2 separate regions of the Homo sapiens genome follow, and region 1 is linked to region 2. A link is a contact called in ENCODE Hi-C or POLR2A ChIA-PET data. All regions are on one chromosome and are shown on one strand. The core of a region is the stretch at or near the end of the contact, and the rest is flanking DNA. Distances in the headings are between cores, read along the strand shown.

Region 1 (5,363 bases), core at 1,866-4,365, 180 kb before region 2:
TGCAGAACCGCCAAGGCCTCAATTTACTCACTGCTGAAAAAGGAGGACTCTGTATATTTCTTAATGAAGAGTGTTGTTTTTACTTAAATCAATCTGGCCTGGCATATGGTAACATCAAAAAACTCAAAGACAGAGCTCAAAAACTCACTAATCAGGCAACTAATTATGCTGGACCCACCTGGTCACTCTCTAACTGGGTATCCTGGCTTGTTCCAATCATTAGTCCTGTAATACCTATCTTCCTCCATCTCTTATTCGGGCCTTTTGTCTTCCGATTAATCTCTCAATTCCTACAAAACTGCATCCAGGCTATCACTAATCACTCTATATGACAAGTGCTGCTTTTAACAAGCCCACAATATCACCCCTTACCCCAAAATCTTACTTCAGTCTAATCTCTCCCACTTTAGGTTCCCATGCCACCCCTAATCCCACTTGAAGCAGCCCTGAGAAACATCGCCCATCACCCCTCCATACCGCCCCCAAAATTTTCACCTCAAGTTTTCATTAATCTTTCTTGTTTTATTTCTTCATTATTAACATAAAAAGACGGGAATATAAGGTCCTCTGAGCTGGCCGCACCATGGTCAAGCCATCGTGACATTCCCCTGCCCTTGTGATAATGTACTTTGTGATATTCCCCATCCTTGTGAATGTACTTTGTAACATTCCTCCCCGCCCTTGTGACAGTACACCCTCCCCACCCTTGCAAATGTACTTTGTAACATTCCCCCCTGCCCCTGTGAATGTACTTTGTAACATCCATCCCCTGCCCACAAAAAATTGCTCCTGACTCCACTGCCTATCCCAAACCTACAAGAACCAATGATAATCCCACCACCCTTTGCTGACTCCTTTCTCAGATTCAGCCCACTTGCACCCAAGTGAATAAACAGCCTTGTTGCTCACACTAAGCCTGCTCAAGTGGTCTCTTATATGGACACGTGTAACAAGCTCAACGTTCCCCATGATAATTTCTCCCATGTCAACATTGCTGAAATTTTCAATATGTGGAGGACAGTTACTGCTGGTTGCCTCTATTGGTAGATAATCATATTTCTCAAAGTTAATCCCAGTGTTTTCTCCAGAAAAGAGTACCTGCTCCAAGCATTCACTTGGTGGAAGTGGTTTTGACCAATAATCTTTATCTGACTTGTCACACCAATGACTGTGTCCACTCCATTCAAATTTGCCAAAGCCAATTCTGTCACCATAACTGCCAATACCATCATAGTCACTCCATCCAGGATCATCACATCTTCCCCTTGATCCACTTCCACAATCACTGAAATAACCAGGCTTTCCTCTTGAATCTCGAGACCCAAAACTGCTATATGCATCCTTATTTTTGCTACAACTCCAATCTGAACTGTCTTTATCATGGAATCCTTTAGATCCTTCTCTGTTCCTTAAGTGAGGGGGTATATAGCACTCTTGGCTTGCTGTACTTCCTCCACTCTGTTTATCAGAGGAGTTCAGGTCCAGATGAGCAAACTGCTCCTCCAGGTCGAGGGCATTTTCTACCACCACATGACTCATCCCTGAAGAGAAGTGGAAAATCAAGGTCGTCCACCATAAGTATGAGACCAAATATCCTAGTTTGTTCATTTTTAAAAATTATTTCTTTATTTCCCCCCACCCCCACCCCACTGGGTTAGCTCAAATGGCCAGTCTTCAAGCTCTGAAATTCTTTCTTCTGCTTGGTCTAGTCTAGTCTAATGATAAATCTTTCAATTGCATTTTGATATTCTTTAAGTAAGTTTTTCAATTCCAGAAGCTCTGATTGATTTCTTTTTAAGGTGCTTATCTCTTCCTTCGTTTCCTGGATCGTGTTAGTAGTTTCTTTTTGTTGATTTTCAATCTCGTCTTGAACATCTTTGAGTTTTCTTGCAATCCATGGTTTGAATTCTTTAGCTGACATTTCTGAGTTTCCATTTTAGTTGAGGGCCATTGTTGGAGAGCTAGTGTGATCTTCTGGTGGTGACACAACATTCACATTTTTCATGGTGCCAGAATTTTTGTGTGGGTTCTTTCTCCTTTGGAGATAACTGGCATTTCTAATTTTTGTAATTATTTTCCTATAGATACAATTCCCCCCCTTTCAATCTGTATATTATTGTTTTTTCTTCTTCTTTCCCTTTCTCCTCCTTGACAGAGGATGTGACTATAGAGTATGTTGGAGAGGGTCTTTTGGCTTTACTTCCATATTGATACATAATTCTGTCAGCAGGTTTCATATTGGGCTGTGTAGTTCAACCTACATGCTGGTATATGGTGTTAAAGCAAACTAAATATGGCCTGAGAAGGACTCTGTACTTCTATATTTGAGTCCTTGTGGATGAACTGTAACCTAGCTTAATAGGCAGACAAAATGGAAAACCTAACTTAGTAGTATGCACTTGTAACAATAGCTAAGCCTTAGCCAATCCCAGCGGCCATACTTTAACCATTCATATACTGCTGAGTGTTCAAACTATGTTCAAAGAAGGCATACATTGAGCTGTAACCAGTCCAGCTGTTCTGTACCTCACTTCCAATTTCTGTATGTCATGTCCCTTTTTTTGTCTATAAATCTTCCACTATGTGGCTGCACTGGAGTCTTTGTGAATCTGCTGTGATTCTAGGGGCTGCCCAATTCACAAATTGTTCATTGCTAAATTAAACTTTTAAAAATATAATTCAACTGAAGTTTTTCTTTTATCAATGGTTTTATGGTTCAGAGCTAGTGGTTGTACAACAGATGGATATGTAACTGATCTTTGTTTACTGTGAGGTGCTCTGTGTTGTTTCAGCTAATGGGCTGAAGCATGAAGTTCTCTGTGACATGTGCTTCCTGTTCTGTGGGGGTAGGGGGACACAGCTAGGCAGAGCTGGAACTTCTGGCTTACCCTCAAATACTCCTATGTCAAGTGCAGGCACCAGCCCTAATGGAGGTGGCTAGGAGTGTGAGGAGCTCCTAATGAAATGTGCTGAAGTTTTTGTGTGGGACTGTGGGGCGCTGCACAAGCCCCTTGTCGTAAAGAGACAAGAATATGAACTGTTGCCTTATCACAACCCGGTTCCAGAGCTCATGACTCTTAGATGAGTCACATACTGTAGTCTGTCTCTGGGCCACAGTGTGGCTGAGAGCCTTGGGGACTGCTTAATTCGTGACTCTCCATGGGAGTGGTTTTGGGGCAGAACTTCATCACTCAGCCTAATTAATATAAATAGCTTCACAGCTTCCCTGTTCTCCAATGTGATATCATTACTTCTTTGTGTAAAAGGGGGTGAGTCTGCCTTTGGGTCTGTGTGTTGGTTATGGCGATATCAGCTGGTTGTGTCAGTTGGACCTCAGGCTCTGAGGGAAGTGGTCAGATGTCAGCAGAATTTGAATGGGGTAGGTAGTTCTCTAACTCCCCAGCCCCTAGATTGCTGGCTGAACATCATGTATGAGTCCTGATGGAGCTAGGTTGGGGTGGGGGGTGGGGTTCCTCAGGTGCTGGTCGTGATGGTAAGGGGCAGTCTGGTCCCTGGGTCACTGGCTGAACTCTTAGGTAGGGTTAGGCAGAGCACTTAGGCAGTGAGAGCCTAAGGGAAGATCACAGGCTTGTGGGGGTAAGGATTTTAGTAGGGCTCTGGACCACAGATGAAATAGTCATGTAGGGATTGAGTAGGTACACTGGAAGCCAGAAGGCATCAAACCCCATTTGGGAGGGTGCCCTGGTGGTGGTGGGTCACGCAGGAAGCATTCTGGCTGCCTCTGCAGGGTAGCTGCTGGTATGCTGGAGGCTTGCATAAGGGCTCAGGCTTTTTGTTTCCTCCCCAGCCTGGGGGCAGTAAGGGTGGGGACTGTGGTGGCTGCAACCACACCTCTCAGTTGCCTCAGGGAGCTCCACCCCAGAAAAATGCAGAGCCACAGCTGATCAGAGTGATCATGTCTGGGCTGGGCAGCTATCCTATGGGCCCCAGCAGTGTGGGGCCCAAGCAGTTAAGGGCAAGGGGAGCCTGCTTGCCGAAGAGCAGGGCGAGAGATGGTTCTTGTGTAAATAAGTCTGTCCTCTTTCTACATAGGGTAGATGCACAGGTGCTATGTGCTGGAGGTGTCAGTGAAAGCAATCAGGCTCTTCGTTCCCTCCCTAGCCTGTGGGCAGCAAGGGCGGGTACCCTGGCCCCAGCAATGGAAGAAGGCCTGTGAGTTTCTTCTGGGAGCTCCACCCCAGAGAAATGCTGAGCCAAGACTGGCCCGAGTGCTCAGGAGATGGTGGAATGGCTGCGCTGCAGGCCCCATTTGGGAGGCCCTGTCATGTGAGGAGCTGCAGAGATGGGGCCTGCAGTCCGTCTGCTTCTCATCACTGTGGATGCAATCTCTATCCTAGGGGCATGTGAAAGAGCCCGTCCTTCCTTGTTGGCAGGTCTATGCAAGCTGGTGCCTGGGTGCTCAGTGATCCAAGGTCCTTGGGGCTTCACATGACCTTGAGTGACGGCTCTGCCCAGACTCCAGGTGTTTCTTTGTGTCAGTCTGGAGGCCTGGGGGGTTGGGAGGATCTCCCATTCCTAGGATTGCAAAGGTCAATGGAGGAATTGTGGGTCCCTGGGGCTCTTCCTCACTCACCCTTTCCCTGTGGTAGTGAGCTTCCACTGCCTCTGCGCCAGTTCCAGGTGGGTGGCTGCTCTGCTTCATTCCTCTCTGTTCTCCATGGGTCCCGTTGCTTCTGTTACGAGTCCCAATGCGTTCTCGTGGATGATCCATTTGAAGAACTAGTGTTTACTAGCCATTCTGTTTCTTCTTCATGAGAGCAGAGCGCACTACCTGCTTCTAGTCAGCCATCTTTATTCTCTACTATTATATCCCACTTTTATTATTTTTGATATGAATACATATATTTTTTTATTGTGGTAAAAAGCATATAACATAAAATTTACCATTTTATTCATTTTTAAGTGTAGAGTTCAGTACTGTTAAGTATATTCACTTTTTCGTGAAATAAATATAAAGGTATAAATTTTAAATTTAATGTTTTTTTCTACTTATTCACTGAGTTGAATTATTATCTGAATTAGTTTTATCATTGATTCTTTGAAATTTTCCAGATATACTATTATTATTAACCACATTTATATCTGTATTTCTTCTGTCTTCCCTGATTGCATTTGAATAATACCTCTAATATAATGTTAAATTAGAGCAGAAATAGTGGGCATTTTTGTCTTGATCTTATTGAAAATGCTTTTAGTATTTCTCCATTCAATTAGACACTGGATTTAGGACTAAGGTATGAGTATTTTATTATGTTAAAAATATCGCTTATTTCTTACTATCTTGGATGTCTTTTTACATTTAACATGGATGGGCGTTTTCTCCAATTGTTTTTGCCGTATCT
Region 2 (4,708 bases), core at 814-3,313:
CCGAGGCAGGCAGATTACCAGAGGTCAGGGGTTGGAGACCAGCCTGGCCAATATAGGGAAACCCGTCTCTACTAAAAATACAAAAATTAGCCAGGCGTGGCAAGGTGTGCCTGTAATCTCGGCTACTCTGGATGCTGAGGCATGAGAATCGCTTGAACCCAGGAGGCGGAAGTTACAGTGAACCGAGATCGAGCCACTACACTCCTGCCTGGGTGACAGAGCAAGACTCCATGTCTGTCTGTCTCTCTCCCTCTCTCTCTCTCTATATATATATAAAATAAATTAAAATTAAATTAAAATTAGCCGGGCACAGTGGCAGGCGCCTGCAATCCCAGCTACTCGGGAGGCTGAGGCAGGAGAATCGCTTGAACTGGGGTGGTGAAGGTTGCAGTGAGCCAAGATTGCGCCACTACGCTCTAGCCGGGGCAACAAGCAAGACTTCATCTCAAAAAAAAAAAAAAAAAAAAAGTCAGATAGACACTTGCTTTCTTCTTTCATTGACTTTTTTTAAAAATTCATCTTCAATATTTACAAAAAATAATCCATGCTAGAAGTTGCTATGTCACAGAAGTTTAAGAAATGCATGGTAAAAATCACTAAGTTTAAAATAATGGTTACCTCTGGGGATGAGAGAAGAGAGAGATGCAATCAGGGATGGGTACACAGAGAACTTCAACTGTCACGTTAATGTTTGATTTTTTTTTTACGTTGGGTGGTGAGAAGAGAGGTTCATTGTATTATTCCTTGTATATCTGTATATGTCTTAAGTATTTCATAATATATTTAACGTCTCCTCCAAAAGATAAAGAAGTTAATCTTGCATTCCTTCATCACCCCATCAAAAAAAAAAAAGGACTCATACTAGACTATTCTGCAACTTACTTTTCTCACATAACCATCCATCATAAGATTCTCTAGGTCAAAAGTCAAAATATTTCATAATATTTATGTACCAAAATTTACTCAAACATTCTCCTATTGATGGATACACAGGTTGTTTCCAGTTGTCACAAGAACAAAATAGTACAAAAGTATCCTTGTTCATGCGTCATTATATACTGGTACTTTTATTTCTGTAGGATAGATTCTTAAAAGTCAGACTTTTGAATTCCAGTTTTTGTTCAAGTGATATCTGTATTTTTTATTTCCCTAAATATTGCCAGATTCTTTTCTAAAAGGTTGCAGCAATTCATACTCCGCGGTAATGCATGAAATTTACTTTAATCACATAAGCATTTAACAACATATTAGATGTCACTCTTAACTGTCTTCCCCATATATATAGTAAACATGCTATGCTTAACATAAACTTAATTTCGCCAACAGATTTGAAAACAGGAAATCTAGCTCTTTTCTTAGTGAGTAATCAACCTGGCAATGTAAGTCCCCCAAAGATTACACACACACACACACACCTCTGAGATGCTTCAAGAACAAATGTTAAGTTTTTGCCCAAAACTCCACATTTGGGGTATAGTGGGCACAGAAAAAAATTGTTTAATCTAGTGCATAATGAATACGTTACAAACAAATTAATTAAAACTAATAAGTCTGGACATGAAAGGCAGAACAAAAAAAAAATAAAGTTAGGCCCAAGAGGTTAGGCTGTTCCTAGGAAAGCTCTGAGGAGATGGAATCCATTTTGGCGCGACATGGTGTCAATAAAAACCCATTTAAATAAGGAAAAAGGAAAGAACGACCCATATATCCCTCCTAGGAGCTACCTTCTGCAACTTCCAAGCTTCGTCAGTAGAAGTTAGGCGATCAGCGAGAAAGAAATTATTCTCCGATATTTTGAAGAGACTGGAGAGAGAAAAATGGAATACAGGCCGGTTACTCCCCCGACTCAGGCCACGCGATCCCAAAGTGTGTAGCCTCGCTAACGGCCACTTCTCTAGCCAACGTGAGGCTCATCACTCACCACAATACTATTAACTGGCGAGTTTCTGGACTTTTGTTAGTGGACTCATACTTCGGACGCCTTGCAACCCCCGTAAGGACGCAGTGATTGCACTCCGTGCAAACGCCGCCATCTTAAGTCTTCCACTAGCCCTAGGGCATAGGCGGATGAAAGCCGGGGGTGGGCGTCACAGCCAAACAGGCCCGGCGCCCAGCCGTCGTGCACTACCTAAATGCCTCCGCCGGCAACATGCACCAGCCGTTGCCGTGCCCCAGCCGTTGCCGTGCCGCAGCCGTTGCCGTGCCGCAGCCGTTGCCGTGGACCCTCCCCCAGTTTCCTGACCTGTTGCACTTCCTCTCACAGCCTTTATCTCTTTTGAAATTCCCTTTTCCTTTTTCTTTCTCTTCATTTCTTTTTTCCTTTCCCAACCCAAATTTCTTTTAGCTTTGCCTCGACTCCTTTCTTTCTTCCCTATTTCCAGATCTCTCACTCTCATTAACTTTACCTCACAAGTATGATAGACAAAGCTGCCATTCACTTCTGTTATCTCACTAAGTCATTGCAACATCAGGTAAGCTGAGGACTGATTTTTTCCTGTTTTATAGATGACGAAATTAAGGCCCAAAGAGGTGACCCAATTTTCCAAAAGTGCTAGAATGAGCTAGAACCTACTTCTTTTCACTTTACTAAGCCCCGTGTTCCGATAGATGAGGGTGTATGTACTTCAACCAACTAATGGGAAAACAGAAACCAGAGGGTTTTGGCCTAGTCATACAGTGAGTCCGTCAATGGCAAAACTGGATTCAGAACAAGGTGCTTCCTTTAATTCTGTAAACAAAAGAGTCTTCATAAAAGAGTTGGTAGCCAGGTGTGGTGGCGCTTGCCTGTAATCTCAGTGTAATCCCAGCTACTTGGGAGGCTGAGGTGGGAGAATCGCTTGAACCCGGGAGGCGGAGGTTGCAGTGAGCTGAGATCGTGCTGCTGCATTCCAGCCTGGGCGACCGTGCCAGACTCCGTCTCAAAAAAAAAAAAAAAAAAAAAGAGTTGAGATGCTGCTCTTGAGCCTAAAAGTCCTTCCATCTTCCCTCTTCTTTTATTTATTTTTGTTTTATTTTTTTGAGACGGAGTCTTGCTCTGTCGCCCAGGCTGGAGTGCAGTGGCGCGATCTTGGCTCGGTGCTACCTCCGCCTCCTGGGTTCAAGCGATTCTCCAGCCTCAGCCTCCTAAGTAGCTGGGATTACAGGCATCTGCCACCATGTCCAGCTAATTTTTACTAGAGACGGGGGTCTCACCATCATGGCCAGGCTGGTCTTGCACTCCTGACCTCAAGTGATCCACCCGCCTCAGCCTCCCAAAGTGCTGGTATTATAGGCGTGAGCCACCGCACCCAGCCTCCCTCTTCTTTTAGATTCAGCTCTTTTAGATTCAGTCCTGACACTTCTAAGAGGCCTCTATATTTATCAAAACCTTTATCTCTGTTGTTCCCGCTCCATGAGGGAAAATACACTAGCTGGATACCAGCCCCAAAAGTATGAAAAAACCGAGGCCAAAACTTGTTTGTGAAGCATTATGTGTGAGTGGTGCAGGTTTCTGGGGGAAGGCTTGTGCTTCACCGGTAAGGAAAAGACACTTTAGAGGTCCTAATCCCTTTCCAAAGCTATAGTTTCTCTCTATGCACTAATGTTGTCTCTGGTTTTCTACGAGACCCCCACATAGAACACCTCTTATTCTATTCATTTGCATCATTACTTTTCTGTCTTTATTTTGATATCGTCACCCTCAAAAGGAAGGTAATGATACACAGTTGTATAAAACATCTGGGCATTGACATATGGACATTTTGGAGTAAAACACCAAAAACACCACATAAAACCAGTTACGTGTTCAAAGGTCAGTAATAGAGGTGGAGAGGTCTCTAAGCTTAAACTGTTTCATCTCCTAGGGTTTAGGCATATTTGAGCACATCTTGGAAATTTGTAGGACAGGCACCAAAAACCAATTGCAAAAGGAACTGTTGAGCTCCTAAGAAAGAACTAGTACTAAAAGAGTAGGGAATCAGATAGACAATGTAGGGTAAAAGAAGGATCAAGTCTGAATGTTGCAGAGGAGGCAAATATGACTGTAAATTCTGTCATATTTTCTTTTGGCAGTAGCACACCATGCATTTATTTTGGGGCAGGTACAAAACATCCCTCTGTAGTAATTTAATGGTAAGTAGAAAGGGGGATAAAAATGAGTGAAACCTGCCGGGCACGGTGGCTCATGCCTGTAATCCCAGCACTTTGGGAGGCCGAGGTGGGCGGATCACCTGAGATCAGGAGTTTGAGACCAGACTGGCCAACAATTACAGCAATACAAAAATTAGCTGGATGTGGCGGTGGGCACCTGCAATCCCAGCTACTCGAGAGGCTGAGGCGAGATAATCACTTGAATCCAGGAGGCGGAGGTTGCAGTGAGCCGAGATAGCGCCACTGCACTCCAGCCTGGGCGACAGAGCAAGACTCCGTCTCAAAAAAAAAAAAAATGAAATCTATTGCAGTTTTGTTCTGATGACTCTTGGGACTTTGTCTGTTTGGGAGGAAAATGACTTTTTATTTATTTATTTTTTTTATTTTTTTGAGACAGAGTCTCACTCTGTCACCCAGGCTGGAGTGCAGTGGCGCAAACTCGGCTCACTGCAACCTCTGCCTCTCCTCTCTCGGGTTCAAGCGATTCTCCTGTCTCAGCCTCCCATGTAGCTGGGACTACAGGCGCAGGCCCCCACACCTGGCTAATTTTTGTATTTTTAGTAGAGACGAGGTTTCACCG

The links. A loop is a pair of places that touch in the nucleus more often than their neighbours do. ChIA-PET counts read pairs that join two places held with the same protein, here RNA polymerase II (POLR2A). Pooled maps may share reads with other maps.
Region 1: a loop to region 2 is called in a map of PC-9, with 21 times the contacts of the local background. The contact joins the enhancer-like site here to the promoter of JPX in region 2. A Hi-C loop is called at or near these places in 1 of 168 maps with a recorded cell type or tissue (PC-9) and 1 of 50 pooled maps. POLR2A ChIA-PET finds 5 or more read pairs at or near these places in 2 of 52 experiments (MCF 10A and activated T-cell).

What each region holds. Positions count from the first base shown.
Region 1 is chrX:74,117,188-74,122,550 of GRCh38, reverse strand. All of the region lies in intron 5 of FTX (FTX transcript, XIST regulator), which reads left to right. It also overlaps the pseudogene DDX3P1. Among named protein-coding and RNA genes, the nearest start is that of MIR421, 99 kb to the left of the region's middle. Within about 2 kb of position 3,115, at least 2 of the 41 ENCODE cell types and tissues checked have a DNase peak (open chromatin) inside an H3K27ac peak, as active enhancers do; they include PC-9, where a contact is called at or near this core.
Region 2 is chrX:73,941,679-73,946,386 of GRCh38, reverse strand. It overlaps JPX (JPX transcript, XIST activator), which reads right to left and starts at 2,063. Exons shown (of 5, transcript NR_024582.1): 1 at 1,922-2,063; 2 at 1,725-1,803. RefSeq lists an enhancer at 1,939-2,038.